6 separate regions of the Mus musculus genome follow, and all the other regions are linked to region 3. A link is a loop called in an ENCODE intact Hi-C map of the cell type or tissue named here. Cell type or tissue: left cerebral cortex. All regions are shown on one strand. Region 1 holds the start of Rassf6 (Ras association (RalGDS/AF-6) domain family member 6). Region 2 overlaps Albfm1 (albumin superfamily member 1). Region 3 holds the start of Cox18 (cytochrome c oxidase assembly protein 18). Region 4 holds the start of Mthfd2l (methylenetetrahydrofolate dehydrogenase (NADP+ dependent) 2-like). Region 5 holds the start of Ankrd17 (ankyrin repeat domain 17). Region 6 overlaps Albfm1 (albumin superfamily member 1).

Region 1 (5,000 bases), 420 kb before region 3:
GTACCAAGAACTAAGGCAGTAAAGCCGGAACAAGGCTGGTCTGTTCCAGGAGAAAAGCTAAACCTGAAGAAGACTGTACAGGAAACACCAGGAAAGCAGAGAGTCAACAAGGCTGAAAGGGGTGAGCGAGACCTTCTATGTCTTAGTAAGGAGGTCAGATTTAGAGTTCATTCCACAGGTATGGGGCAACCACTAGAAAGGCTTTTAGCAAAGGAAGTTGGTCTGATGCGATGAGAATAGTTTATAGAAGATCCTGCTGGCTGAATGGTACATGAGCAACCGAAGGAAACAGTGAAGGCCGTCGGAGGCCATTGTAGTGTCCAATCCAGGACCGTGCTGTCCTGAAGTAGGGAGAGAGCAGTGGAGATATTGTATCAGGTCTCACCAATTTGCTGGGTATGGGAGGAGAAAAAGAAGGACGGCACCAAGGGCTGACAGAGGCTGGGCCTGCTGAGCCCTGTTCTAGGCTTAGGGGATGAACTAGAGACATACAGGATTCCCGTCTTGATGTGGAGCCAATCAATACTTTGTATGATTTGATAAGTATGACTTATTTAAAAGTTGAGGAGCTTAGAAAAATGAAGTATGATTTAAATGTTATCTTTTTTTTCTTTTTTTTATTAGGTATTTTCCTCATTTACATTTCCAATGCTATCCCAAAAGTCCCCCATACCCACCCCCCCACTCCCCTACCCACCCACTCCCCCTTTTTGGCCCTGGCATTCCAATGTTATCTTTTTAATGTAAGATATCCAGATGGGTAGAATTTAATGAGTAAATAAATATCTGAAGAAAACCCTAGAAGAAAATGCATAAATGGATCATCAGAAAAGCTGTTTATGAAACTCAATTTCAAAATAACAAAGAAAATAGATTTGATTACTTTTTTGAAACTTTCTTATGTCAAGAATATCACAGACAAGACTAGGCTATAAATGAAAAGCCTGGGAAGTCAAGCCACGGCGTATCCAAGGTAGAGTTGTAAGTCTCCTCTGTAAAGACACATTTTAAAGAAGAGGAAGATGGGCAAAGAGAAAATTTCAAAAACAAAAAAAGCGAATATGCAAGGTTAATGTAAGAAAGACTTCGACTTTACTAGTAACTAATTCTGTACACATTTACAGCATTTATCAGCTGAGGATGGTATAAACCTGAATCCCAGCACTAAGGAAATGAACCAAAAGGTCGAGAGTTGGAGACTGGAATAGCTATCAAGTGAGCCCTGTCTCAAAAAATAAAATAAAATAAAATAAAATATGAATTCTAAACTTTCAAACTGGTAATAATTGGAAAGAAGTACAATAACTCATGAACACATATTACCCTAGGATTATGAAATCAATAAATTATTCTTTGGATTAGAAAACTTTTAGAATCTAGAGGCATGGCTAAGGACTTAGCACCTGCTGCTCTTGCAGAGAACCCAGGTTCGGTTCCCAGCACCCACATGGTGACTCGCTACTGTCTGTGACTCCATTGCTGGGGGATCCAATACCCTCTTCTAGCCCCAGCAGGCACAGAAAGCAGATGGTGTCCACACACACAGGCAAAACACCCATGCTCATAAGATAAAAGTAAAATAAATTTTAATATAATTTAAAGTATATACCCTTTTTCATCCTGTTACTTCACTTTGAAGGTTGTAAGGTCGTAACCACAGTTCAGAGCAATTACATGTAAAAATTCGCTGTAGTGTTGTTTAGAAATAAAACTCCCTCTCAATAAGGAACTGCTTAAATAAATAATGCTCTATGCATATGGCATATTACAGTGCCGCTAGTTAAAATACATTGTAAGAAAAAAATTAACCCACCCTGACATATGGTAAATTGTTCACAATATCTTTTATGAGATAAAGATAAGTTATAGAAGAGCAAACTATGCAGCCACCTTCAGATATGTTCCCAGAGTAAATATGTCAGCCATGACAGTCAGCCCGCTGCTTACAATAATTTTATTCCAGAGATAGATTTGTAAATATTTTTGTTTCATTTCTGTGTTTTTGAAATTTTTCACATTGTGCATGCTATATGGCTTTACAGTCTACAGAAAAACTATACATCTACACGAGGATAAAGTATTTAAAGGGAAGGCTGCAGATAAAGGCAGAAACCCAGTGTTGCCCAGACACTGAAAACAAACAGGAGATCCGTTTGAGCACGGGCGACTGGGTGCAGCCAGGATCTGAGCAAGACATTGTAGAAGCAGAGCTGTAAACACTGCAGGTCCTGTTCTTTATCATCCAAAGGTCAGTCCACGCCAGCAACCACACACCAGTATACTGTGAGCCAACGTGGCCAAGCTAGTACAAGTGATGGCCGATACCTCTTTTGACCAATGCCTGTTAAATCTCAAAGCCCCTCACCTTTTTCAATGGCCACAGGCTAACTCGACTGTCTGACCCTTTCTGCGTGAGTTTAGAATCCTATGGAAGGCACCGTATAGACACATCAAACAAGCACTGGGGCTCTAGCGTCATTGTCAGACCTTCAGTTCAGTCAGCATTCCACCTCAGAGAACACAAGTCAAGCCTGCCTCACCTTCTCTTAAAATAATAATACGGCTACCCAAGACCCAATTTAAGTCAGGTGGTCAGGCCAGGCACATGAGCCCTGATGTTGCAAGCTGCCTGGAAGGTTCTGGCACACCCTAAGGGTGTGAGGAAAAAAAAAAAAAGTCTTGGGTGCAAAGGTGCTGGCAGAAAGCCAAGACTAAGGAAAAGAAAATTAAGAAATCACAAGCTGAAAGACAACTTAACTTTTCAAAGACAAAACGCAGAGTCCTAGCTGGAGCCGTTTATCTGCAGCACAGTTGGCTAGCAAAGATCCTGCAGCCTGTCACTGACAAAGGTCCCCACCATCAGTCCACTACTGCAGAGAGCAGGGTACCTGCTGGCCGCAAGGACAGAGTAAACACTCCCAACATGCACTGAGGCACTGGGCGTGGCTCAGGTTGCTCACACCCCCTGCGATGGGCAACCTTGTAATAATTAACTGCCGCTGGGGCTGCGAAACTCTGCCTGGAGCAGCACTGTGGGGCCAGCCATGTGTCCTCCACCCTGACTGCCTGCCTCGGCTCGGAGCAGGTGAGTGATCAGGTGAGTGACAAGGACGCCTTGTCACCCGCAGGCAGCTCCGCCTTCCCACTACTGTAAGGGACAGCTCGCCACCTCAGGCTCCGCGCTGCTTGGTCACAAGAGTCTCCTTTGCCCGGCACAAAAGCAGGTGAACTTGGAGGTTGAAGCGAAGAGCCCCGCTCAGTCCACACACAGGCACACCAGGTAGGGGTGCGGGGAGCATTTGAGAGCGGTCTAGAGAAACTGAAATCCATAGTCAGGAAGCGTAAACCCGTGCGTGCATCAGCGCAACCTGAGCCCTAGTGTGAGTTGGCCTTAAATCAGAATTTTTTTTTCAGAATACTCTCCTGGAGAAGGTAAGCGCGTGAGGGGGTTAGGACACAGTAGTGGGGAGGGGCGTTTGGAGCAGCAAGACCACCCTGCCTTCCCCTTTCCCAAAGAGCCAGCTCGTTGACTTTTACCTTAGCTGCTTCTTGTGTTTCAAGTTTGTCATACATGACTACATCGTAAAGGAAAGACCCTTTAACTTGAGGGGTCAGTTAAATGTTCCTTTCTTCAAGGTAAATCAGCTTCACTGAGAAGGGATTGAGATATAATGAAGACCTCACCAAACAATGTTAGGATGACCGTAATCACAAGGGCATCTGTGAGTTAGCATCCAGATTCTGAAGCTGGAGAGTCATAGGATCAAGCCTTGTGTCTGCTACTTACTAGTTTGTCACTTTGAACGTTACTTCCCATATCTAAGCCTCATAAGTCTGGCATCTATAAAACAAACATGATACCATGTGTCTCAGGGCACTTTAGTGGGGATTAAACAGGTGGCAGTTCTTCCACAAACGGCATCGCATCGTATGTCACCGCCCACAAATCTACAGATCTGTAAAATGGGTGTGACGGGGAGGACAAACTGACCTGAGCTGGACAGACAACACCAGACCCTGAGGATGCTGGAAGAGGAACAGTGCTTGTGAGACTGACCTGGTGACCATGGGCGAGCAGCAGCAGCTCTGTAGTGGTAAAACTGCCTGGCTTCTCCTCACTTCCAAGTGTTTAGCCTACCTGAAGGCCAGTTTAAACTTAAATGTTATCCACTTTTATTTTGTGAAAGTGGTGTTTATTTCTGAGGAAATAAAAAGCATCTGTAGTGAGAAAATTACTATCTATTTTATGCTGTAAAGCCCTGGCCTTTATGCTTCACATGAAAGACTGCATTTGAATGACTTTCATCAAATTAGACTATCTGGGCTAAGCCCTTCTGTTGTAACACATATTGAATGGTTTACAGTCAAATGATGGTGACTTTCTTTATATGCTAACAGTCTGGTGCTCATGCTTTGTCGGGCTCTAACTCTTCAGCTTAAATGACAAGGAAGTGGCTTTTTATTATACGGTGTTGTGTAAAGGACACTTTTGTGACTCTTGCTATGAGTTTTATGAATGTTGCTAAATGGTTTACAATGCAAATCATCATTGTCTTAAATGTTCATTTTTCCACTATAGAATTTGAATTTCCTAATCCACATCTAATGAGATACTGACTGAAGAATTTTGGGTAGATTTCTAATGCCAAGTCAACTGACATTTGTTGTGCTATTGGCTTATAGGATCTAGCAATAACAGTGCAGTTTGGCTTATAAAATAATCTCATTTATTTAGACTACCTCAGAGTAATAACTAAACATTTTTCATCTATTATACTGAATATAAACTGTTGAATACAATTTAAAGTATTTGATTTTATATTCCCTAGTGATATATCAATATAAAAAACAGTGCCCCAAGTAAGATAAATCTGTTTGACTATATTTAATATTTTAATATTGAGATGAATCTCCTTAACCTCATAAAAAACTATCTTCCTAGTTAGCTTATATGCTATACGTATATGTTTATCTGTTGTTCCTAAAATATATAACCCTAT
Region 2 (5,000 bases), 360 kb before region 3:
TATTGAAAAACACATCTAGCTTTTCACCCACTTTATGAGCCAGCAATGTCTTTTTCGGGGACCCAAGAATCCATTGACATAAACAGCTCCCCTTTCTCTCAGCTTGGGGAATTTGGGGGGAGCTTAGCTGTTGCCAGTTGCAAAACTATCCCCTTGCTTAAAGATATAAGAAGGGCTTTGGGGGCGAGGCAGGGGGTGGGGATGGGGGCTGTTGATCTCTATAGACTAAGTTAACATAAATTAGGTAAACTGGCAGGTAAAGCTAGGGCAAACTTCATTTGGCAAGCGGAACTGTCAGATCATCTTGAGGACTAGTAACTATTCATAATGAGTTCACTAATTACTGTGCAAATCGTGCTGTGACCAGGGAGTGTGACTTCTTTCTGCTTTTAGTGGACAGACAGCCTGTGGTGCACATCACATTCTGGTTTAACGCTTATTCAAATTTAAAAAAAAAAAAAACAACTGGTCTATTTCCTTGGCAACTTTAATTCAGAGTATAAAAGAGGATGGAAGTGCCCATTTCAGGAGGCCTGGAAAGGTGTCTGGAGGAAAAGTCTTTAGAATTGAGAAATCTCAAAGCCTTTGAATAAGCCGGGTGAAGGGCGGGGCTTAGGTAGGATAGGAGGATTTGGGAAGTCATTGACTGTGGGGTATTATTGTTAAAGTAAAGGAGAATGGCCTGAACTGGGAAGTAGTGATGAGGGTGGAAAGAGAGGACATGGTTTAAAGAGAAAGACCATAGAGCCTCGTGTTGAAGACCACAGACAACTAGCACTAACTGCTGCCTTGCCAGTAGAAATGCGTGTGGAGAAGGAGGCAGTTTCCAGAGCAGCTAGGTGGACAGGCGACCTTAAGGGGGTTAACCAGCTATGGCAGTTTCGGCCTCCTGAGGTACTTGTTAGAAATCCAGGACTTTCCGCTGACTTCCTGAGTTGGAAACGCTGAATTCGGGGCCTGGGTCGTAATGTCTTCTGGAAGGTTCTGTCACACTAAAGTTTGAGAGCCACAAATCTAATCCTTACAGTGAGCACTGCACACTACATAAAAGGAAAGAAAGCACTAAGCTGAAAGCCCTCGCCTGAAAGACTCAGGGCACTCTGTGACCCATTACTTTGGACTTTTAATTTAAACTCGATATTATGAGATGCTATGTCAAACTCAACTTTCCTCTAATGCCATGCGTATAAATAGACCATTCTAGAAGACCCCAGCGATTCCTAAAGTGGCCTTTACTTTTGGATTATGCAATCCTTGATAAATAGGATTCACTGAGCTCTCTGGAACCACTGTGTTTGCATTCCCTTGACAAATAACTAAGCCATCCATCAAGCTCTTGGTGGTCAAAATATTAACCTCGCCTGAAAAAACAGACAGGTAAGTGGACCCTGGATTCTAATCTCAACCGCAGCTTTGATTCCAAGTCACAGCTCCAGGTCACAGGGATGAAGGTCATGGTGGCCCTGCAGGGCCAGCCTGCTTTTCTCTCTTACCTCAGGGGCATCTCAAGACTGCGTTGGGGGCAGGATAGAAACTGCCAAACTTACCTAAATATCTGTTGAATCAGCACAGAGGGCTGGTTAATACTCAATTAATGGGTGGATGAACACTCTGAGCCAATCTTAGCATCAGGGACTAACCAACAGTCTCTGATGAGGATGAGTCTGGGGTGTCTGGCGAGCACACCTGTCCTGGAAGCTGCTACTGCCCAGCTGCTTCTGTAAGTCACAGTAAGTTTTAACTTGGTCACGGCTTTCAAGTATCACTTTTTGGAACATCTCTTTCTAAAAAAAAAAAAAAAAGATGATGTTGTTAGTGTTTATCCAGGGTCACAGCAATATGCCAGGGTCATGGGCAAGATTAAGAATTCATTTTATCATGACGTAAACTCATCTTTGGGCCTAAATGTTGTATTCTATAACCACAAGGCAAATCATTCATCAAGCCAGAAAGAGAAAGGGTATAGACCTAGTTAGCTGGTATATGTGTGTCTGTTCATTGGTTCATTTAATAATTAGGCTTTTTATATTAGCAGTGTGCACACATACACCTAAGCACAAATATGCAGGTATACAGATAGTATGTGTGCTAAGGAGTCACATATATATATATATATATATATATATATATATATATATATACACACACACACACACACACACACACACACACACACATATACATATATCAGTCATGGTTATAAAGCCACAAAGTACACTGAGAGGAACCAAATGGGATTTTCAGAGCTCAAAGTAAATCAAAGTGTTCTCCCACCATGAACCAGGCTCCAGTAAGAAGAAGGCATTAGTAACCTTGCAAGCTCAGCTCTTAGACAGGAGCACACACCCCTTAGCAAGCCAGCACAGTGTACCTTAACCTAATAAGCAGTGTTTGGCACAGAGAAAATTCCCTCAGATTTGCAAGCTGTTGGCCTGGATTTTATTCTTATCCCTGTCTTTACTGCCGGTGTAACATGAGGCAAATCGCCTACCCACCCGAACTGCTATCTTCTTACCCGCAGAACGCATGCAGGAGCTGCAGTGTTGCCTGTCTTACCAGGCTACCGAGAGAGTCAACTGGATGCCACGGTAAGGCCTTCCATGCAGTCTCTGCCCACCCATGCCTCTGCATGGGGCCGTAGTTGTAGATCACTGTGGAAGCTGTCTTAGGACCATGACCAAAGCAACACGAGGAGGAAAAGGGTTTATTTGGTTTCTGCTTCCACTATTTATCATCAGGGAAAGCAGGAACTGATTTAGAGGCCATGGAGGGGTGCTGCTTACTGGCTTGCTCCCCTTGTCTTGCTCAGCCTCCTTCCTTGCAGAACTCTGAACCAACAGCTCTCAGTGGGACCAAGGCCCCACCCACAACGGCCCTGGCCCTCACATCAATCACTAACTGTCTGCAGCCTAATCTCATGGAGACAATTTCTCAATTGAGGTCCCGCCTCTCTGATGACGCTAGCTTGTGTCAAGTTACTGTAAAACTGTCCAGCACAGAAGCCTCACAGTGATATTTTGAGAAGGTGCACAGTAGCGTAGCCTTCTCTCTAGAAACAGAAACACCAGCTGCAGCTGCTTGAACCCAGACACAGATTTTCCTCTTCATCCCTGCTTTGATCTCCACTCTTTTTTTTAAATATATATTTTAATTAGGTATTATCTTCATTTACATTCCCAATGCTATCCCAAAAGTCCCCCATACCCCCCACTCCCCTATTCACCCACTCCCCCTTTTTGGCCCTGGCGTTCCCCTGTACTGGGGCATATACAGTTTTCAAGACCAAGGGGCCTCTCTTTCCAGTGATGGCCGACTAGGCCATCTTCTGCTACATTTGCAGCTAGAGACACGAGCTCTGGGGGTACTGGTTAGTTCATATTGTTGTTCCACCTATAGGGTTGCAGACCCCTTTAGCTCCTTGGGTACTTTCTCTAGCTTCTCCATTGGGGGCCCTGTGTTCCATCCAATAGCTGACTTCCACTCTTGACACAATCTTCTATGTGTAAGTCATCATTTTATATAACCAAAGTCAGAACTACCTAGGCCATGGTAAATCCATGGATAACTCCCAAAGCTGGAGCTTGTGTGCACTCTAGCGTCTCCTTAAAAGTGCACATCAAGAGTTGCTACCTGCAGTCAGGCAGATTGCTCACCTGAAATAGAAGCATCTTCCACACAACATGGCACCCAACCAGGCTCTACTACCCTACTACTGTGTCAAACCGCCTTCCGCATTCACTTCAAACAGACACTACAAGTGTCTCCAGAAACAGTCTATAAGACAGACAAGTCTCTATGCTGTGATGATCCAGCTTTGGATAAGGAAGGAATCTTGCTTCTGGCCTAATGCTATAATTAACCAAAAACATGGAAAACTCGTTTTACAAAAGGAAGTGGTTCTAACAGCACTAGAGCGTTCACTGTTTGCAAGCACTCGTGAGGAACGTGTTTTTTAAAAGTAGGTAAGAAAGGAATTCACCCCAGGCTGGTGGCATTCCAAGGAGTTTTCTAGCTTGCAACATTTCTCCAATACACGTTTGTATGTTTCAAAGACTCTTAAGATCACGGGAACCGCCAACTCCAGGTGTCTTCTTGAGTATTCATAAAGAAACCTGTATTGTACGAGACACACGAGGAGACAAAAGTTAGAACTCGGAGGCCATGAGTTTGTGGTTGTGTGTGTGTGTGTGTGTGTGTGTGTGTGTGTGTGTGTGTTTTGTTATTTTCAAAAAGCCATGAAGACCATGAAGTTGAAGTGACCCCACTTAGAAACCTTGGGAAGCTGTCAGGAGCTTCATTATCATACACTGAGATAAAAAAAAAACAAATCAATAAGATCAGGTGATTTTCCAAAGCCATGTGGTACCAGATGGCAGATTCAGAACCTGAACCTGAAACACACTGGCTGACTAGAAGGTTCTGGCTCAGACTCTAGAAACTTCCATGTGAGATCAGTGTCAAGTATTTGTATGGAAAATATATATTTTCCAATTACCTTTGGGACTAATTTTTTTTCTTAAAAAAAAAAAAAAGACTTCCTAGGACTGTACTTTTGAGGTATTAAATCACCATCCCCCCCTTCAAATAAGCCACTAAGTGCGAGTGGTCTAGTCATAATCTGTACACTCATCTGGCTCACCAAAAGAAATAAAATGGGGGCAGCAGAGATGGCCCAGTGGTTAAGAGCACACATCGCCCTTCCAGAGGACCAGAGTTTAGTTCCCAGCTCCCATATACAGGAGCGCACAACTGCTTGTAACCCCAATTCCAGGGGATCTGGCACTGTTAGCCTTAGAATGCACAGAAACGCACATATACATAATTAATAATAATGATAATAGTAATAAATCAATAATTTTAGAAGGCAAATACAGTGGATTCTAGAATGTTTTCAAAACACAGAATGAAGTTGAAACCTTTGATGCGTCCTCACAGCCTGCCTCGGTTTACAGCCCGGAGATGAAGCCGCTGCAGAGTGAGATTGGACAGGCACCACAATG
Region 3 (5,000 bases):
AATCCTCCAACCCTTGCTTTTTGAGTGTGGATACAGATCTGTGCCACTGTACTCCTCTCCCTCCACCCACCCACCCACACACACACACACATACCCCCTTGGATTAGACTGGAACTCAGCAGGTAACCCAGGATGGCCTCAAGCATACCTTGCTGCCTCTTAAAAACTGTGTGTGTGTGTGTGATTGATAGATTTACTGTGCAGGTGTCTGAGACCAGAAGAGAGAAGAGGGTGTTGCTGGGGTGGCAGATAGTTGTTTGTGAATGGCTTGAGGTCAGAGCTAGAAGGTGAACTTGAGTTCTCTGAAGGAGTAACAGGCCATCTCTCCAGCCCCCTTAGATGGTTCTCTTCAAAGAAGTCAAAAGTTAAGAAGAAAAATGAGTTGTATGACACAAGTAAAATTGAAAAAATTGATGGCAAGTACTGAGAAGTGTGTGTGTATTTATACACATTTATATACAGAAACATTTATATATTTTATATATATTTCAGGGAGCTATTGCAAGCGGTGGCCCCTTAATTTTTAGGTGTTCAGAGAAGGATCTTGGGAGAGACCCAGACTTGAATTCTTAACCTCCCTTTGCCTCCCTCAGGCACTAGTGCATGAGGTTTTCTCAAAAGTACACTTCAGCCTGAATTACAGTGAGTCCTTGAATAGCCTGTGCTACAGAGAGAACATATTGTATATCTCAAGGGCCTATGGGGGAGGCATAAAGCTATGCCTGATAACCTCAATCCAATCCTTAGAATTCTCAAGTGGTCTCTGATACCACATGAGTTTCCTCCTCAGGGTTAGTGTTAGATTTACAGACACGTCATATGCACATTATTAAGAAGACAAAAAGTTAAATATGCTCATATATGCAACATCACAAAATAAGTATTAAGAAGTTTAGTTCACATAACAATATATGGGTTTAGTTTTTAAATTTATTTCCATTACTTTGACATGAATGCAGGTGTGCAGTTTTATCAGAAGAGGTTGTCAGTTACCTGTAGCTGTAGAAAAAAATTGTTAAAGATTTTAATAACTGCTTGAAATTTTTGGTTTAGGGTTTGTGAACAATAGATCTACAAATAACAGGCTTATTTATTACACATAATAAATTTACCTACTTTCCCAGTGTTGAGAATTAATTCTAGGTTCTCATGTATGGTAAGTTGGGACTTGGGGGAGTTGTTTTTAAGTAACTTCTCTGGCTTAAGGCCATCTTGGAAGGGCCTACTGGATATTAACAGTTTTATGGAAATACGGTGGTTTCTTAAACTAGCAAGAGATAAGTGAGCTGTTTTTAAAAGGGATTATGCTATGGGAACTAAAGGCAGGTTACCCAAGTTTCAGAAAATACGCTATCTGACAGCTTTGGTAGGTGTTCAATAAAGTAGAGGACAGTGTCCACAGTTTGGCTTTACCAAACATGGGAGAGGTTTCTAAAAACTCAATTCACTTTGGCCTACCCTAGGAGTGGGCACTTCGTTGTTCCATTTATTTTCTGTTGACAGGAACACGAATGTGAAAAACACACAGTTGTTAAAAGCCCTGTGCATTCCATTTAACCGTTGAAGCAAAATTGTGCTGTTGATGGAATTCATTTTGTAAAATGAAAAATAGTATTTTTCCCTGCTCCTTATTATGATGGTGATTCTTCTTCTTATTTATTTATTTCGTTTTTTTCTTTTCTTTTTTTTTTTTTGGTTTTTCGAGACAGGGTTTCTCTTTATAGCCCTGGCTGTCCTGGAACTCACTCAGTAGACCAGGCTGGCCTCGAACTCAGAAATTCGCCTGCCTCTGCCTCCCAAGTGCTGGGATTAAAGGCGTGCGCCACCACTCGGCATTTCTGCATTCTGTTTATAAAGGAATACAGAATGCTAACCGGAACAGATAAAGACATTTAGGTCTTATTATAAAGTAGAGCTGCCTAGGGGGATAAAGGACGCAGACTTAACACTGACCGAGCCAGAAACACTATTCCCAAAGTAGGTGTTTCAGCAGTGCGTAGAGAAAACGGAGATAGATGCTGCGCGCCTTGGGCGGAAACAGCCGAGTCACAAAAAGTACTCAAGCCACAATTTCCTTGAGTGGAAACTGAAACTCAACAGCAAGGCAGTTTGCTCGCCCCGCCTACCCCTGCAGTTCCGGTTCCCGCTCTGAACTCCACCCCAGCAAGGAAAGGAGTTAAGAGAGCCTCAAGCGGCTCATTGCCGCGTGGGAAAGGCGGAGTCTTACGTCATCTCTAGCGCGACACTGGACAGGGCTTTCGGCTGGGAAGGTCAGGCGTGGCCTCGGGTTCGCGCATGCGCGCAACCTCCTGGTGCTAGTGCTCTAGTTGGCCGCCCGCTCCGTGTAACCATGCTGTGCCGGTCGTGTGCCGGGTGGCTCAGGTCGCTGCCCACCCTGCGGCTCCCGGCACCGGGATCACCGCCCGCCTGGAGCAGCGCGCGGCTCCCAGCCCTTCCGGTATGGGCAGCCGCTTCGGTGTCTGCGGCCTCTCCAGGTGGCTGGTATGAGGCCCTGGCAGCGTCGGCGCCGGTGCGCACCGCGGAGGAAGTGCTGCTGGGCGCGCAGGAGGCTACCGGCCTCCCCTGGTGGAGCAACATCATACTCAGCACCGTTGCCCTGCGCGGTGCTGTCACTCTGCCCCTGGCCGCCTATCAGCACTACATCCTGGCTAAGGTGAGGGGCGTCGGTCCCCGTGCTGCCTGCCTGCTAGTGTTAACATGGAGGCTAAAATAATTTAGTTAGCATTGCATGTTAAATGATGGTTGGTGACTCGAGTACCTTCCAGTTCACCCGACCTACCAAGTATTTATTCGAAATACAAGTGCCTCCCAAATGTTCGGTTGAGACCAATATTCAGAAGAAATGGCACGGAGGAACCTGAAACATTAGGGTCATAAACATTTTAAGAGTCTGCAGCATCATTTGTCACTATTGATACTGCTCTTTATTACTAGAAAGGTATCACTAAGTTAGCAGTTTCCAGACATGAATTCTTCCTCTGGGCCTACCACCTACTACCCTGTATCTGATGGATTGAAACTTCGAGTTGGCTTTTTAGGAACTCTGTTCAGTGGAATTGGTATAACGTTACCTCCCCCATGGCTGTGCCTGGGGGTGGGGGTGGGGTAAGTCAAGATTTTAATTTGAGTCACAGAGGATTGCCAGGAAGGGAGCAGCAGCATTGAGCCAGGAAGCATTCACAGTGAGGTGTTAACACTGGAATGCTGTTTTCTCTCTCCTGGGAAATGTAGGGATGGAACAGTAAGAACCAGGATGCAGTTTTCATTTACTCGAAATCCTATGGAGGAGGTGCTGTTAGATATGCTACATACTGGGAATCAGGATTTCAGGTTATGCACAGCCAGAAACAGAAAACATCAGGTACCCATAACCAAGAAGTTGCAGTTGGTTTAACTCAGTATGGTTGCCAAGATCACGCAGATAGATGTACAGGCAAGGAATTTAAATCTGGGGTCAAAGATACTTTAAGCAAACTAATATCTAATAGAGTTTTCTTAAATGTTTTCGATTACAAGTGTGATCAGTAAACAACATTTGTATATGGTCTAGGGAACAGAGACTAGAACTGTGAGTTTGGTTGTCCTGACCAAATGCTGAGTGGGGGAGGAAAGGGATTATGTGGTTTGTAGGTTATATAGTCTATTGTGGAGGCATTACAGAGCAGGGACAGCAGCAGAGTCCTTGGAGGAACACTGCTTACTGGCTTTTTATACAGCTCACGTTCACATGCCTGGGGCTGGTGGCACACAGTGTCCTGTGTTCTTCCATGTCAATTAGTGATTAAAAAATGCCCCATAGGCTAATCTGATGGGTGAAATGTCTTAGTTGAAGGCCCTTTCTTCTGGATGTGCCAAGTTGACAGCTGAAGCTAACCATGCAGTAGTTATCAGTAAAGATCCTTTATGAACTCATCAAACAACTTTTTTCTTTAGTTAGGTGGAAAACTTGCAACCAGAAATAAAAGACATCGCCAAGCGCCTTAACCAAGAAGTTGCAGTCTGTGCCCGTCAGTTTGGATGGTCCAAGAGAGTGGCTAGGTATGCAGCTTTGGGTCTGCGGTCACGAAAATGTGTGTGTGGTGTGTGCGTGTATACACGGTTAGGTATTCTTTTGATTGGCGTATTCATATTAATCACTATGCTGCATGGTGGTTTTATGTATTGGAATGGAATCAAAGAAAGGAAGAAACAGGCGTTATTCCAACTCCTGTGAAGCTGAATCGTCCTCCTATCTCAGCCTCTCTCTCAGCTCTGAGATTACAGGTGCAGACCATTGTATCTGGCTCTGTATGTCAGAATATGACAGGGTTTCATGTGCACCAGGGATGCCCAGTGGGTAACTGTACCCAGGAATGACCTTGAACTTCTAATCCTCCAACCCCGACCTCCCAAGTGCTTAGATTACACATTTGTGATACCACACCTGGCCTGTGTTCTTGGGAGCCACTGAAAAGATAAAGTCAGTGAATTAAATACTGTATTAAGATTTGACGTAAGTCAGTGGAGCTGGGCAAGTAATGTGCCACCATGCTTGGCAAATTCTATTTAATGTGAGCTTTGTCATCTTTATTTGGTGCTAATACAAACTTGACATTGCACTGAAGAGCAGCTGAATCAGCAATTAAGAGCACTTGCTTTCATTTGTTTATTTGTTCGTTGATGTTTTAATCTAAGACAGGGTTTCTCTGTATAGCTCTGGCTGTCCAGGAACTCACTTTGTAGATCAGGCTGGCCTTGATCTCAGAGATTCGCCTGCCTTTGCCTTCTGAGTGCTGGGATTAAAAGCATTGGTCTCTGTATCTTGCCTAAAGAACACGTACTGCTCTTTCGGAGGACCTAGGTTTGATTCTCAATACTCACATGGTGGCTTATGGCTGTTTGTGGCTTCAGTCCCCGAAGTATCCAGTACCCACTTCTGACCTCTGAGGGCATCAGGCATTCATGTGGTGCAATTAAATACATGTAAGCAAACCACTTAT
Region 4 (5,000 bases), 710 kb before region 3:
CTCCTTGAGACCAGTACTAGCTAATGTGCAAAGTCTATGACATTCCTGCCCCACAGGGCTGGCTTGGCAGCTGCTAAGTTCCTCCCAGTGAAAAGCACAAGCCCCAGACTTATGCAGTGTTTTAAACCACAGCCATCCTGACTGGTAAAATCCCTACACAGTACCACAAAGAGCGAATAATTTAAGCTCCAAGATGATTTTTTTAAACATTTTTGACCATGTAAGTAGTTCTTTTCACAACAAAAGAAGCTCCAAAAAAAATAGAAAGACATCTATGTATTTACATTAATTTCCCTCATTTATTAAGCTGTAATTTTCATGCATAAATAGGATAGCTAACAAAGAATTTTGAAGGGAAAAGTTATTGCAAAATGAATAGTAAATAATGTTATGAGATCTTATAGCTTCCAAATTGAATCAAATATTATTTCTTGAAATTCAACATACTAAATTAACCTTCCATGTAAAGAATACTTAGTGTGTTCCATTTTTATAGGTGTCTACTGAGACAAGAAATAAAAAAACGTCAACAATCTTTTTCCACTTAAGGGCTCTAAAATGTGACAAATTGGTTAATTTAAAATAGTTAATGTCACTGAGGAAAGAGTTTATGTAATCAAGGATAATTTCCAATAAAAAAATATACTATGATTCAAATGTCATGCCAACAGGAATGATGTTAAGTGTGACAATGAGGGACCAGACAAATGAGGTGTCACTTAAAAAGATGACTGAATGGGGAGGCAGACAGTGGCAACCTCTGGAAGATGGAGTCTCTTCTCTCTGCTGGCCCTAGAAGAGAAAAGAGACACCAATAAACATCAACACACTGTCCAAATTCCTCCCCACCCGAGATACACCAGTCTGCTGGTGTTTCTCATCTTCACAGCCAGCCTTGCCTTCAGGTAAAGCGGTCAGGGCCAAAAGAAAGGTCAAAAAAGTACCACCATATCCGAACTTGGTTAGTGCCGTCTTAAAAAGCAAAAACGCTACAAAATGGCATTTCTTTTCTTACATAATTGTAATCTGCATCAAACAGAATGGGAAGCAGGCAGGCACAAAGTAATGTCTTTTATCATCACAGTTTGAAAGAAATAGTCTTCCAAAACAGACTGCACCTTTAATTCTAAGGTATCAGAGTTCAAACCCAAGGCCTGCCACCAGACCAAACTACAAATTGCAAGATGGGAAGTTTCTATGAATGGATGGATATCTATGTGTTTGTGGGTGTGGAGCATGTGGCTACAACCAAATACTGAGGTTGTAACTGTTGTTTCAGTAGGAATTAGGCAAGGAGCAAATGGGGAGATGGAGACATCGAACTGATGAAGGGACATTAATCAACTTATACACTAACAAAAAAATTACCATTATTCTAGAGGGAAGCACTAAAAACTTGAAATTCCAAGGATAATGATTTAAATAGGATACTCTTGGTAGACAACCCCTTCAAGTCTGGATTGCAAACAGAACCCTTACAAATCTGTTCTTCCAAGGGAGGAGAGCACTCTGGCTAAACAGCAAATCCCAACGCTGCTACTACAGGCCAACAGTGTACAGCAATAGAATTCCGAAGCTGTATCATTTACCACACATCCTCTTCTATAGACCTAGTCACTACAAACCATCTCCGAAGTTAAGACTACAGAAAGAACTTTAAATTTCAGTGACTCAAAACTAAGATCCAAATACGTATGATGGGGAGTTAATTTAAATCACACAGCACCTATGGGCACAGCCTCACTGTACTTTTCCTTGAGGACACAAAGTGACTATAAACCGTCAAGCGAGAGTCTCCAGCCACCTAAGAAGCACTGGAAGTTTACAAATGAGTTTTTCTGAACTCGAAGGCCCTGGGCAAGACACTATGCATTGCTGTTGTTCCATAGGTTGGATTCCCCAGCAGACAAGGGACGCTGCGGCAGCGTGGCCTGTTCCTGGGCACCACGGTGTCTTTTCATTGTCCCGGGCAGCAACCAAATCCGAAGGCTGCCAAGCGCCCTACAAGCGGAGAGGCCAGCCTGGACTGCATGCAGTTTAAGGAAACTGTAAGACATTCCGAGGTGGGAAAGATTACAGCAAGCCGGTGACAAAGGACTAAAGAAACAGAAACGCTGGACTACAGGTCTGCACAGCGCCTACTCCTCCTCGCACAAGAACAGTCTGAACAAAGCCGCGGCCCATTGCCTGAGCGCCTCGCACCGCGGCCACCCCGGGCCTCCGCAGGCCCCGCCGCCGCCCAGCGCGCGGCCCCTGCCCGCAGCTCCTACCTCCGGCCGCTGCTCCCGAAGCCGCGCCACGCGCGCTCGGCGACGCCCGGGGCTCGCACAGGCCCTCGGCCCAGACGGCCCCGGAGCAGCGAGAAGCCGCGGGCCCGCGTCGCCATGCCTCGCCGTCCGCCTCCGGGGGTCCCGCGGTCAGCTCAGCGACACGCCCGGGGCCCTCAGCAGGGTTCCGGGGCGCGGGGCGGGGCCGAGCCCCGAGAAGGCAGAGGCGGCACCGCTGGTGGCCGCGGGGTGGCGGGCGACTTGGCTCCAACCCGTGCACGCTGTCGCCACGGGAGCACAGGGAAGTCCTCGGCCGTTCTTGCAGGCAGCAAGGCCCCCTTGTGCCCCAGGCCCAGCTCTAGTCCCTGGTCTCGTTTCCATGGTTACAGGGAGGGCAGCTTGGAGCAGTAAAGTTGTTGCAGGTCTTTGCTTTTCACTCCCTGTGCGACCTTAAGATGCATTGAAAAAGAAACTCAAGGAGAGGAAGAAACAAAGATGTCCTTGGGATTTCTATCAGTCTTCAGCATCCTTGACACTTCCAGAAGATCCTAGAGTTTGTGGAACCTTAAAGCAGAGGGAGTTTGCAATGAGAAAGCAAAAATCATCTGCAAAGCTAACAGGAAATATTCCTCCCAAGGTCAAGCTGTGGCAGTGATGCGAGGGGCAAGAGCTGTTTAGACTACTGTCTGACTGAGGAAACTAGTTATGGAAAGTCCCAGATGTTAGAGAGCTTGTTCTGTGAAAAAACCATCAAGAACAGTGGTGCAATGTCTGTCTGGTAGAAGGCATTTAATCACAGAAAGAAAACATAGAAGAAAATCTTGGCATCGAGACTTTTTATGTAACACTTTATCATAGTGTATAAAAAAAATTTAAATTTCTGCTGTGGGGGAAAAATAAACCTGTTAAGAGAATGAAAAGGCAAGGAAAAAGTTTCGTTGAGGGGTGGGTGTTTGTAAAATACTTGTTGTGAACTTGTACCCCAAATATACAAGTGTAGTCTCCCCTCCCCCAGCCTGAAACCTGCTTGCTCAGGGGTGGAGCTTCCTGCTCATTCGTTCTGCCACGCCCACTGCTGGAACCTGAGGAGCCACACACGTGCACCTTTCTACTGGACCCGAGATTATTCGGCGGGAATCGGGTCCCCTCCCCCTTCCTTCATAACTAGTGTCGCAACAATAAAATTTGAGCCTTGATCAGAGTAACTGTCTTGGCTACATTCTTTTCTCTCGCCACCTAGCCCCTCTTCTCTTCCAGGTTTCCAAAATGCCTTTTCAGGCTAGAACCCAGGTTGTGGTCTGCTGGCCGGACACAACAATTGGTGAACCAACTCGGGACTGAGAAACGGCAAAGGATTTTTGGAAGAGACGCTGCTGGTTCGGAGCTCCATAAAATAAAGGATAAGGGAAATTCATACCGGAGAAGGTATGGGCTAAGCTGAGACAGCGTTAAACCCGAGCGCTGGTTCACTTAGGTTCAGCAGTGAGGAGCTGGGTAATAGGCGGTAGGCCGTAGCTCTCCGAAGCTACATGAGGTGTGAGAAAAGAAAGGGTTTATTAAAAGGAATAGGCAGATTGCCCCAGTTAATAAAAAATGCATCATAAGGGAGGAAAATGTCCCAAAAAGCAGAGAGAAATATCTCTCTGGGCCTTATAGCAGGAGTACTCTGTTCCCTTTTGTGTCTTGTCTAATGTCCGGTGCACCAATCTGTTCTCGTGTTCAATTCATGTATGTTCGTGTCCAGTCTGTATGAATGAATGTTCTATGTTTTATGTTGGATAATAAAGATGGTATAAAAAACTTTATCTGCAAAGCCGAGAGCTGCCACGTGTTTCAGCCAGGAATCAGACACATGGCGGGAGGGCCCCTGCTGGAAAAACTGTTCGTTTTAGGAAATAAGGGCGAGTGCACAGCCTCTAAGTTTCGGAGTAAAAAAGCTAATAAATGGTTTATGATTAATGTGTTTGACAATGGTAAAGTGTTTTTTATTCTATGATTGTAGCTACAAAAATTATTATTCTCTGATTGGTCTAAATGTAACTGCTTCATTTGGTTCTTTTTTATTGGTAATGTGCTCTGAGTGTTTTCACAATCAGCTCATAAGTTGTTGGTTAAGATTAATAATTGTTACATTGCTACAGATGGTTAGTGTTAAATTTGATAACTCAAGTTTAGAGTCCTTCCGACACATGGCATAAGGCAGCCCAAGAGGCTGGGTCTCTAAAGATATTTCTAGTTTAGGTAATAATTAATGTGGTTCGTATCCTAAATAGTAAAATTTAAGATAAGATTTAAAGCAACGTCTTTTTATTAAAAAGCATTAAAGCTTGCTTTAATAGGTATTCATAGGTATTAATTGACATCCAAACTTCGTAATATGATAGTAATGCTTCTAATATTGATTTTAAAGATAATAAATTGTTTTAAACTTGGGTTTTACTTTCCCAGGGTTGTAGGTATTATCCTAACCTTGCACAAAAACTTAAAAATTATGGTTAAAACTGCTATTGTTCCATTGACTGCAGCTTGCAGTTTGACTTCAAATTTAAGATCTTTAATTCACCTGTATACTGTAATTAAGATAATTACAAGAGTAATCATCTTATGAGAGCGCTCATACAGCTCACTTCGTACAAAACGGTGACAGAGTTATCTAGTTATGTTTGTCTTTGTAAATAGATTAGACAAACAGTTTGGTTATAGTTGCTGCCTGGCAGGAAACTGCAGTACGGG
Region 5 (5,000 bases), 140 kb before region 3:
GCATACGATGATGGCCCAGCTCCCACACCCACCTCTTCGGAAGTGTATAGTCTTAAAAATCACTAGATTCCGTTCCTGCACATTACAAAGGTGTACAAAATAGTCAGATTTAGGAAGCCTAGGACCCGAGACTCAAACTCGGACAAGAGTTTTCTAAGTGAGGACGTGATCGCTCCAAGGGATGGTGGAGGGGAAACAGTTTTCTTTTGGACCTGACTTCAGTCTCTCTCCTCTCACGAAGTTCTCTCGGAAGATCCAATGCTCTCTGGCTTAGGCGGTGGAGAAAATGGCCAGGCAGGAAAAGTCCATCCAGGAGGTCCGGGGCGAGGCCCCACCTCCCGGATCTGAGGGGCCAGGCCTCGCGCTCGCCCAGCTTCCCCCGCGCTTCTGCGCTCGCCCCCGACTTAGCCCGGGCCCCACTGCTCGCCATCCCACTGCCTCTGCTTCCCTGCGCCCACGCACGCACGCTCGATCGCTCGCTCGCTCGCGGGGGAGCCCACTCCCCGGCCCTGGAGTCTGCACTTGGGAGAGGCAGGCAGGGCTCCGCGCTCGCGCGGCCGCCGCGGCGCCGGCTGATGGCGTCACCCGCGCTTCCGCCTGCGGCTGCGTTCTAATACGAAGCCAGGAAGGAAGGAGGGAGGGCTGCAGGGCTGTGTGTGTGGGGGAAGTAGCGCGGAGAAGACAAGCCACCCAGGCGCTCGTTCGCCCGCCCGCTTGCTCGCTCGCTCGTTCATTCGCTCGCCCGCCCGCCCGCCCGCGGTCCCTGCTTGCGGTCCCCGCTCAGACTCGGTCTCCCCAGAGGAAGCCACTCCAGGCGCACTCCCCCGGCGGCTCCTTCCGGACGCCTGCTCGGCTTTCCCGGGCACGGCGTTCGCGCTCCGCCTCGCCCCCCCTCAGCCCTCCCGCTCTCTCTCCCTCCCTCCCTTCCCTCCCTCCCTCTCTCCCTCCCTCCGCCAAGCTCCCCGCCCTTAGTATCGCGAGACGAGGTGAGAGCTGGCGGAGCGGCGGCGGCGGCGGCGGCAGTAGAGGTGACCGAGGCGGTGGCGGCGGCGGCGGCCCGGAGCGCTGTGTCGGCCCCGGCGCGACCGAAGTCGCGGTAGAGCGGAGCCCCCCCACGCCCCTCCCCCGTCCGCGTCCCCCACCCCCTCTTCCCGCGGGGATGGAGAAGGCGACGGTTCCGGCGGCGGCTGAGGGAGAAGGGAGTCCCCCGGCGGCGGCGGCAGTGGCGGCCCCCCCCGCGGCGGCGGCGGCGGAGGTCGGCGGCGGGGCTCGCCCGGCCTCTTCTCCTCGTGGGATGGTGCGAGTCTGCGACCTGCTCCTGAAGAAGAAGCCACCGCAGCAACAGCAGCAGCAGCAGCCGCCGCACCACAAGGCCAAGCGGAACCGGACTTGCCGACCCCCGAGCAGCAGCGAAAGCAGCAGCGACAGCGACAACAGCGGCGGCGGTGGCGGTGGAGGAGGAGGAGGAGGCGGCGGCACCAGCAGCAACAACAGCGAGGAAGAGGAGGACGACGACGACGAGGAAGAGGAGGTTTCTGAGGCAAGGGCCTGGTTTCACCTCGAGGAGGGCGGAAGGGACCGTGGAGGGCCTAAGGTGGGAGGGGACTCGCGGTGGGACCGAGCCCTCGGGGCTTACGATCTGCCCTGAGGGACCGGGCTTTCGGCTGCCCCCTTTCTTTGCTCGGCCTGAGTCGTGAGGTGTGGGGACGTGGGGGAGGGTAGCTGACACGTGGGGGTGGGAGGACCGGAGAGTGCACGGAGTTGCCGAGAAGCTGGCTAGCCGAGGATGCTGCTTCGCAGGGTGAAGGGTGGAGGGATTGATTGGTCGGATTCCCGGGTGGCACTTTGGGGCCGAAGGGTGGTCTCTCTGGGGCCAGTAAGGCCACCTCATTCCCGGGGCGGGGGCGGAGCTAAAGCGGGAGGGGTAAGATAATAGGTAGGAGAGTCTCCGGGGGACCGACTGCGAGCTTGGTAGTTTTCTGTCAGTGGAAGGTGGCCGGGAGCAGTTGTGGAGGGGCGGTAAGATTGTAATGGACTCGGAGCTAAGTATTTGTATCTGGGAGAGACACGTGAGAGGCTGTACTTTTCCATACTGTTTTGCTGCAGGGCTTTTTCTTTTCTCTTTCTCTCTCTCTCTCTCTCTCTCTCTCTCTAAACTCGTGGCTGCTGAAGTACTCTTCGCTTCCTCGATTTGTGAAAGATTTATGGATGAGCCGATCTTCTATCCCTCCATATGCGTTTACAAGTGACTTAGTACGTAAAAATTGTTAGGTGCTCTGCGTGTATGTGTAATAATCCATCGGGTTCTCCCTTAATAAGAAATAATCAAACCATACCCCGCTTTTATTTAATTAACTTTATTTATTTATCTATTGTAAAGTAAGCAGGGATGAAGTGTCTGTTTTGCACCCGGGCATGGTTGTGATTGGGATAGGGAGGCCTTATGTTCTAGTGATCTGGTTTCATAACTCCTTATAGTTTTTCCTGGGTCTACAGACAGGCGGCGTTGTAGGACCTTATTCCTTTTAACCCAAAAGCTTAATGAACCATACTGATAGCAAACTATGACCTACCAGTTGTTAGTTCTTTTAGAACAAACCCTTTTGTCAATATTAGGAAATGGAAGCTTTAAACACCCAAATATGGAGGAAATAGTAACTCGAGGCAGCAGAGGGAAAGAAGCTGTAAAAGTTGATTCTAAAGAGAAGACTAATTGAATTATCCAGAAATACTGCGTGCCACACTAGAGCCTGGTAAAAGGCTGCTTTTGAGTTAATTTGATTTCTTCTTTCCCATCCAGGTTCTGTTTATGTAGAGACCTTGGAAAGAGACTTGAGGCTCACCTGTTAGCAATAAGACAAACATTTTTTCCCTAACCTTAGATGAAGCTACATCGTAGAAAAAAGTTCTAAGAGTAGGAATATATATACCTCCAAACTTGTCCCTTCTGTTATTTCTATTGGGCCTATTGTGGTAAATGTGTATGGGTAGTTTGTACTTGCTTATTGATTGATTCTGGACAGCGTGTTGCTCAGGCTTCATTGTAAGCAATGTAGGCAAGGCTTAGTGTCTAGCAGGCCTAAGGCCCTAGACACCCTTAAATCAAACAAACACAAAAGAGAAAGCAAAACTTTAATATTGAAACAATGATGAGAAGGACGTGATGGAATCCTTTTCTGTTTTGGTACTTAGAATTGGCCAGCTTTATAGTTCTCAGAAGTGGGAAAGACTTTTCCTCTGCAGCTCAGCCTCTTTATTTTAAAAATAAGGGCAGCAAGGTTTAAAGGATACTGGAGGATAGTGTCTGATAGTTGCAAAAGTAGGAATCAAAGTTTTTAGAGACTCAGTGACATCTGTACATTTTGTCTCCCTTCTGACCTATTTCAAAAACTGGTGCTGAATTTCAGGTTTAGCAACTGTGAGTAAACCACCAGTAGTAAGATTTTAAGTTTTCTAACATTAAGCTCTGGTTTGGAACAAGGCCGTATACTTAATGTAATACTTAAAGAAGAATTCTGCTACAAACTGCACCTCCCTAGGTAGTTTTGTCCATGACCTGATATTTCCTCAAGTTGTATAGATGGCTTGAAGCATGTGGGTATGTTCCTTTTGTAGGTCTGAGTTTTTCATCTGAGAATATGTACAATATGTACTTTGACCAGCTAAGACAGTGTTGATCCTTACTGTGTTTTGCACTGCCATCTTCACAAGTAAAGCAATAGGTTTGTCATTTGTTGGGTGAAATATATGTAATAAGAAAGCTGAGCCATTAAAGAAATGTCTGTAACACATGATGAGAAATGGGCATGATAGAAAGGACTGGCCTGCATGCTGTGATCAGAGTGAAGGGGTGAAGCTCTGAGCTGTGTGCTGCAACTTGGAGTCAGGTGGGCGGGTTGGGTTGTGCAATAGTTTCTTTTCTCTTTCACTGTCTTTACATGTCTTCAGAAGTTTAATTTTCAGGACTTGGGAAGTGTACTTTTTTTTTCCCCAAAATTATTTTGGCCTACACAGTTTACAAATGCAGATAATCTGATCCTTGAACTAATTCTCCTGTAAAAATCATCAAAAGGTTAGGAGAGCATCTGAAAGTGTATACTTCTGCGGTGTCTCACTTGAAGATGTTGAAGGATGACAACATGACAAAAAGAAATGTTAGCTGGACATCCTATGTCTGGTGAAAGAGGAAAAATGGGAGAGAACATGGATTTAAGTAAGAGCTTTATTTGTAAGTTTTAGTACCTAGTTGCAAGCCCTATTTATCCTTTAGAGTAGGTATCTCCAAAGTATCTCCGATTGGATGGAATGGTTTTGATGCTCGTATAGCCTCAGCTGTACCTGGAAAGCGTGCAGAAGATTGAAAACTTTTCCTCTCTTCCCTTCTTTTGGCACAAGACTTTACCTCTAAGTTGAAAGTCTAATTTGCTCAGCTTTCAATGGGCTACTGACTAGTAAGGAACAAAATATATTTCCCAACATAGAAACACGTTGTACATTGGATTGAACTAAATATTTACAAGAAAAAGGTAGAATTGGAAGAGTTTATACTTCATTTCAGAAATAATATTGCATTCTATTGAACACACTTTGGGATATGAGTGGAAGGCAGCTTTCTCTGAAGCACAATTCAAAGGGAGGAAATGTTAATGATAGAACTTTTAAGTTCAAGAGCAATGTTGTTGAAGAGAAAAGAATAAAATATAAGTATGGTGAGAGTCGATCAGAATTCCACCTATATTTGAGGAAAAAGATGTGCTTTTTTATTTTAAATAAGAAAGAAACTTAGTGAAGAACTTTAGACAATGAGGGCCAGTGAATTAGTGTTGACAGTACTGAGGATCTGCAAGGCCAGGAGACTTGCATCTGTAAAAGAGGTAGGGTTGAGGATGAGGGAGAAGGGGAAACTATCATTAAGACTCTGGACACTAATTTCTTGTTTCATTTCTTTTGTTTTTAATGGAAAGATGCTAGGCTCCACTGTTGTAAATACATGAGATCAG
Region 6 (5,000 bases), 370 kb before region 3:
AAAGCCACACCTTCACCTCACCTGAGGACACAGACTGTTGAGGCAGTGTGACTATCATTAGTGAGACAGCACTAAACTTCCAGAAGACTGACACGGCCTACTTCTAAGAAGTTCCGTGGCAGAGCCAAGGGAATTCAGGCCATGTCATCTAAGCTGACGTTTCCCTAGCTCTGGGTCCTAGGAATTTAGGTAAAAGCAGATATGGTGACAGAGAGTACAAATTAAAATTTCTTCATAGTAATTTATAATAGAAAGTGAAGATAATGTCCAAGTGCAACAATAGTAAAAGGTTAGAGTCATATAACAGAACATTACAGGATCATTAAAATGCCATTGTGAAGAATAACTAGTGACAGAATGTATATAAAATATACAGTGTAATGTTTTAAAGAAAAAATGTAAAATGATGGGGGTAGCAGGCAGCTTTTGGCGTATGTTACTCTTTGCTGTATCTCAGCCTTTGTACCTATAATTTTATTTATAATTTCAGTGTTACGATTTCTGTCTTCACCTGAAAGTGTCCTTCATTTTGCTTTTGTAACAGGGGTTTCAGATTCCTTGGCTATAACTCACAAATCGGTGGGGTGAGCTTCCATCGTAAAAGCTGAGTGAGAAGTCTACCTAATGAGAGATGCTTGGTCTTGGGAAGCCGGGAGACAGCTCTGTAGTTGCCTGCTAGGTCTCCTTTCATTAGACTCAGTTCTGAATCATGGGGGGGGGGGGGGGGGCAGCAAACTCGTTGAAAAAGTATCGAGAAAGTGTTTTCTCGAAAGTCCTGCAAATCATTAAGGCCCATCAGCTCGGCCATGGCGGACCCCGCAAGCGCAAGCACGTCACCCTGGGAGGGGGGAGGGACGCCAGCCTTGTGGGTGGTGGCAGGGGCTGCAGGCCAGGACTTCTCCCTGTGAGTCTGGAGTAGTGCCAGGGTGGCATGCCTAGAGAGCCTCTGGGGGCTGTGAGGAGGTGGAGTGCTTCACAAACTCCCCCACTGAGAGACAAAGGTGATGGCTGGCAGGGAAATGCTACAACAAGCAGGCTGTAGCAAGAGCCGGCAGGACCTGCATTACTAACCATAGTGAACCCAAAGACGGGTGAGCAGGAAGCAGTTGAAAGTGTGCGCCCACCATACAAGTATGGCATCATAGACTTCTGTGTTACACATGCATTTATGATGTGTGTCTCCACACTGTTGGGCTTAAATGATATTTTTTTTCTCTATTTGTCTATATTTTACAAATGATCATAGTTACCTTTATCATAAAAAGAATCAATTTTTTTGCCGGGGGGTGGTGGCGCACACCTTTAATCCCAGCGCTTGGGAAGCAGAGGCCGAAGAGTCAATTTTTTGTTTTGTTTTGTTTTTTGTTTTTTCGAGACAGGGTTTCTCTGTGTAGCCCTGGCTGTCCTGAAACTCGCTCTGTAGACCAGGCTGGCCTCGAACTCAGAAATCTGCCTGTCTCTGCCTCCCAAGTGCTGGGATTAAAGGTATGCACCACCACTGCCCGGCTCTCAATATTTTTTTTAAATCAGAATATAATATAACATAATCTTTCTTGCCAACTGTTCTGTCCATATTCAGCCTTCATTCTTAAGTAGACCTAACCGGAGTCCGTCTCCAATGAAGACAGCGTGTTTGTGTCTCTGTGCCATTTAATCTACATAATGTGGGTATATAATCCAACCAGTTTATACCACCTTTGAATGATAACTATCAGATTCTAACAAATTGACTATTCGGAGTAAGGAGCACAGAATTCTTCCCATTGCAGTTGGGTCAGCACACACACACACACACACACACACACACACACACACTCCTACTAAAGCAATTGCTTGTGGCACTGAAGTATCTGGGCCACGTACCAGGAGATGAGTCTAACCTGAGTCCCAGGCCACAGAAACAGACATACATGTGAGTGTATTTGTCAGAGAATCTGAAGCTCGTGGGAGCAGCAGGACTAGCCTGTCAGGCAGGTCCAGAGAGCCTCCTGTCTCTGCCTCTGTTGTTGCAGGTGTTTGAAGCTTCACTTAGGTTCTGTAGGTGTGCTGAAGGTGAAACTCGGGTCTCATGCTTCTACCGTAAGCACGTTAGCCCCACCCCCAGCCGTCTCTCCAGACCTAGAACTGGCTCGTCCTATAGTTGGAAATGTATACACGTTGACAAGCATTTCCTTATTTCTCTTACTCTAGTGTTACTTGGAAAACTTCAGATCATGAACCCTGGCAACCTACACCACAGGACTTCTCTGTTTCTAAGCATGATGGAGGTGGTGATGGCGATGATGGCGATGATGGGGATGATGGGGATGGTGGCGATGATGGTGATGGTGGTGGTGGTGATGGTTGTGGTGTTGATAATGGTGACGGTGGTGATGGTAGGTCCACCTGCACCCATTTTTAACTATGTTCTTCCATCAGAATCCCCTTCCCTCCTGACACCCACACGAAAAGGGTACCTCACCCCAGCTCTCTTACATATACAGGGACGGTCTTGACTATCCTAATGAAGTCTTCAGTTATAATGAAGCTTCCTCACGTACACTCCCCTCTCTCTTCTGACTCACAACTGCGAGTTCCCAAACACCTCCTCACACCTCTCAAGGGCTCTAGTCTCATCTCTGGAAATAGCTTTTTCTCCTCGCTCCAGGCTTGCTTTCCGCCGGCCCGGCAGCTAGTTCATGGATGCAGTTCTCAGAATGGCCAATAGAGGGAGGAAGAGCACAAGAGCTGAGGATGGAAGTTCACCCCGAAACAAGAAGAAATGGCCTTCCCTATGGATGATGGGCGAGAATGGGTCTCCCATCGCCCGAATTCAGGACATCTGGAAATGAGGTTCAGAACGAGAACCTCGGGGAGTCGTTACTTCTGACCACTCCGAACACAAAAGCTGCCGTTTCTGTAAGGGCGATGGGCGTGGGAGGGCTCTACTGGCTCGAAGCAGAGCTCACCCCCACTGAGGTCACACCCAGGGGTTCCTTTCGAAGCTGTTTACCTCTTCTGTCCTCTCTGCTCCTCAACCCCAGTCTCTCCCAGGCAGCCTCTGCTCCACTTGTATTCTCAATATTTCAGTTTTTTAGTTTACCTTTACATTTTTTATGTCCAATTTTGACCCTAATTACTACCAATTTGTTTCCAGGTTTTTGTTTCCACAGTTTTCAATTTTCACTAAATTATCTATCATTTCCTTTAAAGCAAATCCTTCTATTTATATGCTATTTAAAATTAACTTTCACATTAGTTTTCATACTTGCTTTCAAATAGTTTCTTCGACGGTCTAGTATCTAGTTTCTTTTTCTTTTACTAAGTACTAGGGAGTAAAGACAAGCCTTACTCGTGCTTGGGATGAACATATACTGTATACTGCGCATATACACTGAGCTATATCCCCAGACCTTTTAAAAATAATTTTTCAGATTTAGAGACAGCCTCACTACATATGTAAGTCAGACTGGCCTCACTCACTGTGTAGCCCAGGCTTGCCCAGAACTCTGCAGTCCCTCTGAATAGTTAGGACTCCAGGTTCCTTCCAGCAGGCCCAGCTTCTATTTCCTGTTAACCTGTTACTCTTCAGTTTTCCTATGCCCTCAGCTTCTGCTTCCTGCCCCTGTTTCGTGGTCTCAGAGTGAGACCTGCTTTCTCATCCCCTCGTTTCTTCATAACTAGAACGGTGCAATGATGTTACCTGCCTCGGAGACTTGCAGTGAGGATTTGATGAAGTAATAACACAGTGCTACCTAGCTGTGTCTCTTCTTCAAGGAGCAGCAAACCTTGCTTTCTAGAGTAGAAATTAACTTCTTTCTTGTATTCTCACATGGAGCCTGGGCTAATTGTCACTAAGTTACAGTAGCCTTTAGCAGAAAGATACAGTATTTAGCTTATGCTGTTTAGTGTAAATGCTATAGGCATAGATACATTTCTGTGGTCATATGCAAGTCTGCAAAGTGTTGCTCATCTCCGTTCTCTACTTTCCCTGGACTTTCAACTACAAACTAAGAATGTAACTAACAGCTTTACCTGATCGTCACATAACCATCAAGTAGAAAGAATGTGTCCATTCTTATTATAAGAGGAAGAAAAGGGAGGAGGAATGGATATATATATGCACATATTATATATTATATGCTATATTATATATTATATGTTGTGTTAATATTCTATATTATATATGCTATGTGTTGTGTTATAGGTTATAACATGCTATATATTACATATCATATGTTGTATATTATATATTATGTGTTATATACACACATATATGTTGGGGATTGGTCTGGTGCTATGTATGTAAATGTATGAATGCTAAATACTGACTCCCAAGATCTACTTGCCCTCACATGAGTCAATTCCCACATACACCAGCCTTTGTTGTATAAAGCTTGCTCTCCAATTTAAAGCTATTGGTCAAATAAAAGTGGCTATAGCTAATTACTAGGGAGAACAGAGGGAGTGGGAATTTCAGTTACTGGGCTGGACTAGGGGTAGCAGGCAGGGACCATAAGGAGAAAAGGAAAGAGGAGGAGGAGGGGGAGGAGGAGGAGGAGGAGGAGGAGGAGGAGGAGGAGGAGGAGGAGGAGGAAAGGAGGACAAGAGAGGAGGAGGCTGCCAGGAAGCTGAGGGGATCATGAGCACAGGGCACATGGGATCATGAGAAGTGGACCCTGAACAGGCTGATGGAGCAAAGCTAACCTGGAGACACACAGTCAGCAAGTCCTTGGGAAGCACAGCTGGGAACTAACAATCTTGGGTGAGAAAATTTAAATTATGTTGTAAAAATTATTTAATCCCGGCCTGAGGTTTCTATCTTGCATTAGACATCCCCGACTTGGGATTGGAGGAGAACCAATATGTTATAGTAATTATTTAAATCCAGGCCCAAGGATTCTACTCTGCCTTTATGATTCAAGTTCCCAGATGAAAGACACACACATAACCTTCATATGTATAAGCCTTAAACAACACAAGAGCTGGGCAAATATCTACCCTCTATGTTGTTAGAATCT

The links. Peaks named below come from ENCODE experiments on the same cell type or tissue, not always from the same donor. Only the 100,000 strongest peaks of a DNase experiment are listed, where the experiment ranks them.
Region 1: a loop joins it to region 3, with 4 times the contacts of the local background. A loop is called at or near these places in 2 of 42 quality-filtered maps.
Region 2: it touches region 3 in a loop (4-fold over the local background); 5 of 42 quality-filtered maps call a loop at or near these places.
Region 4: a loop joins it to region 3, with 2.7 times the contacts of the local background. A loop is called at or near these places in 2 of 42 quality-filtered maps.
Region 5: it touches region 3 in a loop (9-fold over the local background); 29 of 42 quality-filtered maps call a loop at or near these places.
Region 6: a loop joins it to region 3, with 2.4 times the contacts of the local background. A loop is called at or near these places in 5 of 42 quality-filtered maps.

What each region holds. Positions count from the first base shown.
Region 1 is chr5:90,638,667-90,643,666 of GRCm38, reverse strand. Rassf6 (Ras association (RalGDS/AF-6) domain family member 6) reads left to right here and starts at 3,140. Exons shown (of 11, transcript NM_028478.3): 1 at 3,140-3,280. In left cerebral cortex, no CTCF peak of the experiment used is centred here; a DNase peak (open chromatin) is centred at 2,970; H3K4me3 peaks cover 852 bases.
Region 2 is chr5:90,578,701-90,583,700 of GRCm38, reverse strand. It overlaps Albfm1 (albumin superfamily member 1), which reads right to left. Exons shown (of 14, transcript NM_001252661.1): 9 at 3,980-4,112; 10 at 1,687-1,784. Gm42109 (a long non-coding RNA gene) reads left to right here. Exons shown (of 3, transcript XR_880417.2): 2 at 2,522-2,588. Among named protein-coding and RNA genes, the nearest start is that of Gm42109, 3.8 kb to the left of the region's middle. In left cerebral cortex, no CTCF peak of the experiment used is centred here; a DNase peak (open chromatin) is centred at 2,479.
Region 3 is chr5:90,221,290-90,226,289 of GRCm38, reverse strand. It overlaps Cox18 (cytochrome c oxidase assembly protein 18), which reads left to right and starts at 2,294. Exons shown (of 6, transcript NM_001033310.3): 1 at 2,294-2,674; 2 at 3,959-4,059. The coding sequence starts at 2,351. In left cerebral cortex, a CTCF peak has its summit at 2,572; DNase peaks (open chromatin) are centred at 2,230 and 3,097; H3K4me3 peaks cover 1,747 bases; H3K27ac peaks cover 1,154 bases.
Region 4 is chr5:90,928,704-90,933,703 of GRCm38, reverse strand. Mthfd2l (methylenetetrahydrofolate dehydrogenase (NADP+ dependent) 2-like) reads right to left here and starts at 2,508. Exons shown (of 8, transcript NM_026788.1): 1 at 2,271-2,508. The coding sequence starts at 2,386. In left cerebral cortex, a CTCF peak has its summit at 2,518; DNase peaks (open chromatin) are centred at 2,100, 2,529 and 2,978; H3K4me3 peaks cover 1,782 bases; H3K27ac peaks cover 1,237 bases.
Region 5 is chr5:90,362,207-90,367,206 of GRCm38, reverse strand. It overlaps Ankrd17 (ankyrin repeat domain 17), which reads left to right and starts at 1,022. Exons shown (of 34, transcript NM_030886.2): 1 at 1,022-1,540. The coding sequence starts at 1,160. Gm9958 (predicted gene 9958) reads right to left here and starts at 210. Exons shown (of 1, transcript NR_045618.1): 1 at 1-210. In left cerebral cortex, a CTCF peak has its summit at 2,495; DNase peaks (open chromatin) are centred at 1,452, 1,726, 1,920, 2,484 and 3 more places; H3K4me3 peaks cover 3,769 bases; H3K27ac peaks cover 2,982 bases.
Region 6 is chr5:90,586,841-90,591,840 of GRCm38, reverse strand. The region is part of intron 12 of Albfm1 (albumin superfamily member 1); the gene reads right to left. Among named protein-coding and RNA genes, the nearest start is that of Gm42109, 4.3 kb to the right of the region's middle. In left cerebral cortex, a CTCF peak has its summit at 2,697 (motif pointing right); a DNase peak (open chromatin) is centred at 2,669; H3K4me3 peaks cover 465 bases; H3K27ac peaks cover 301 bases.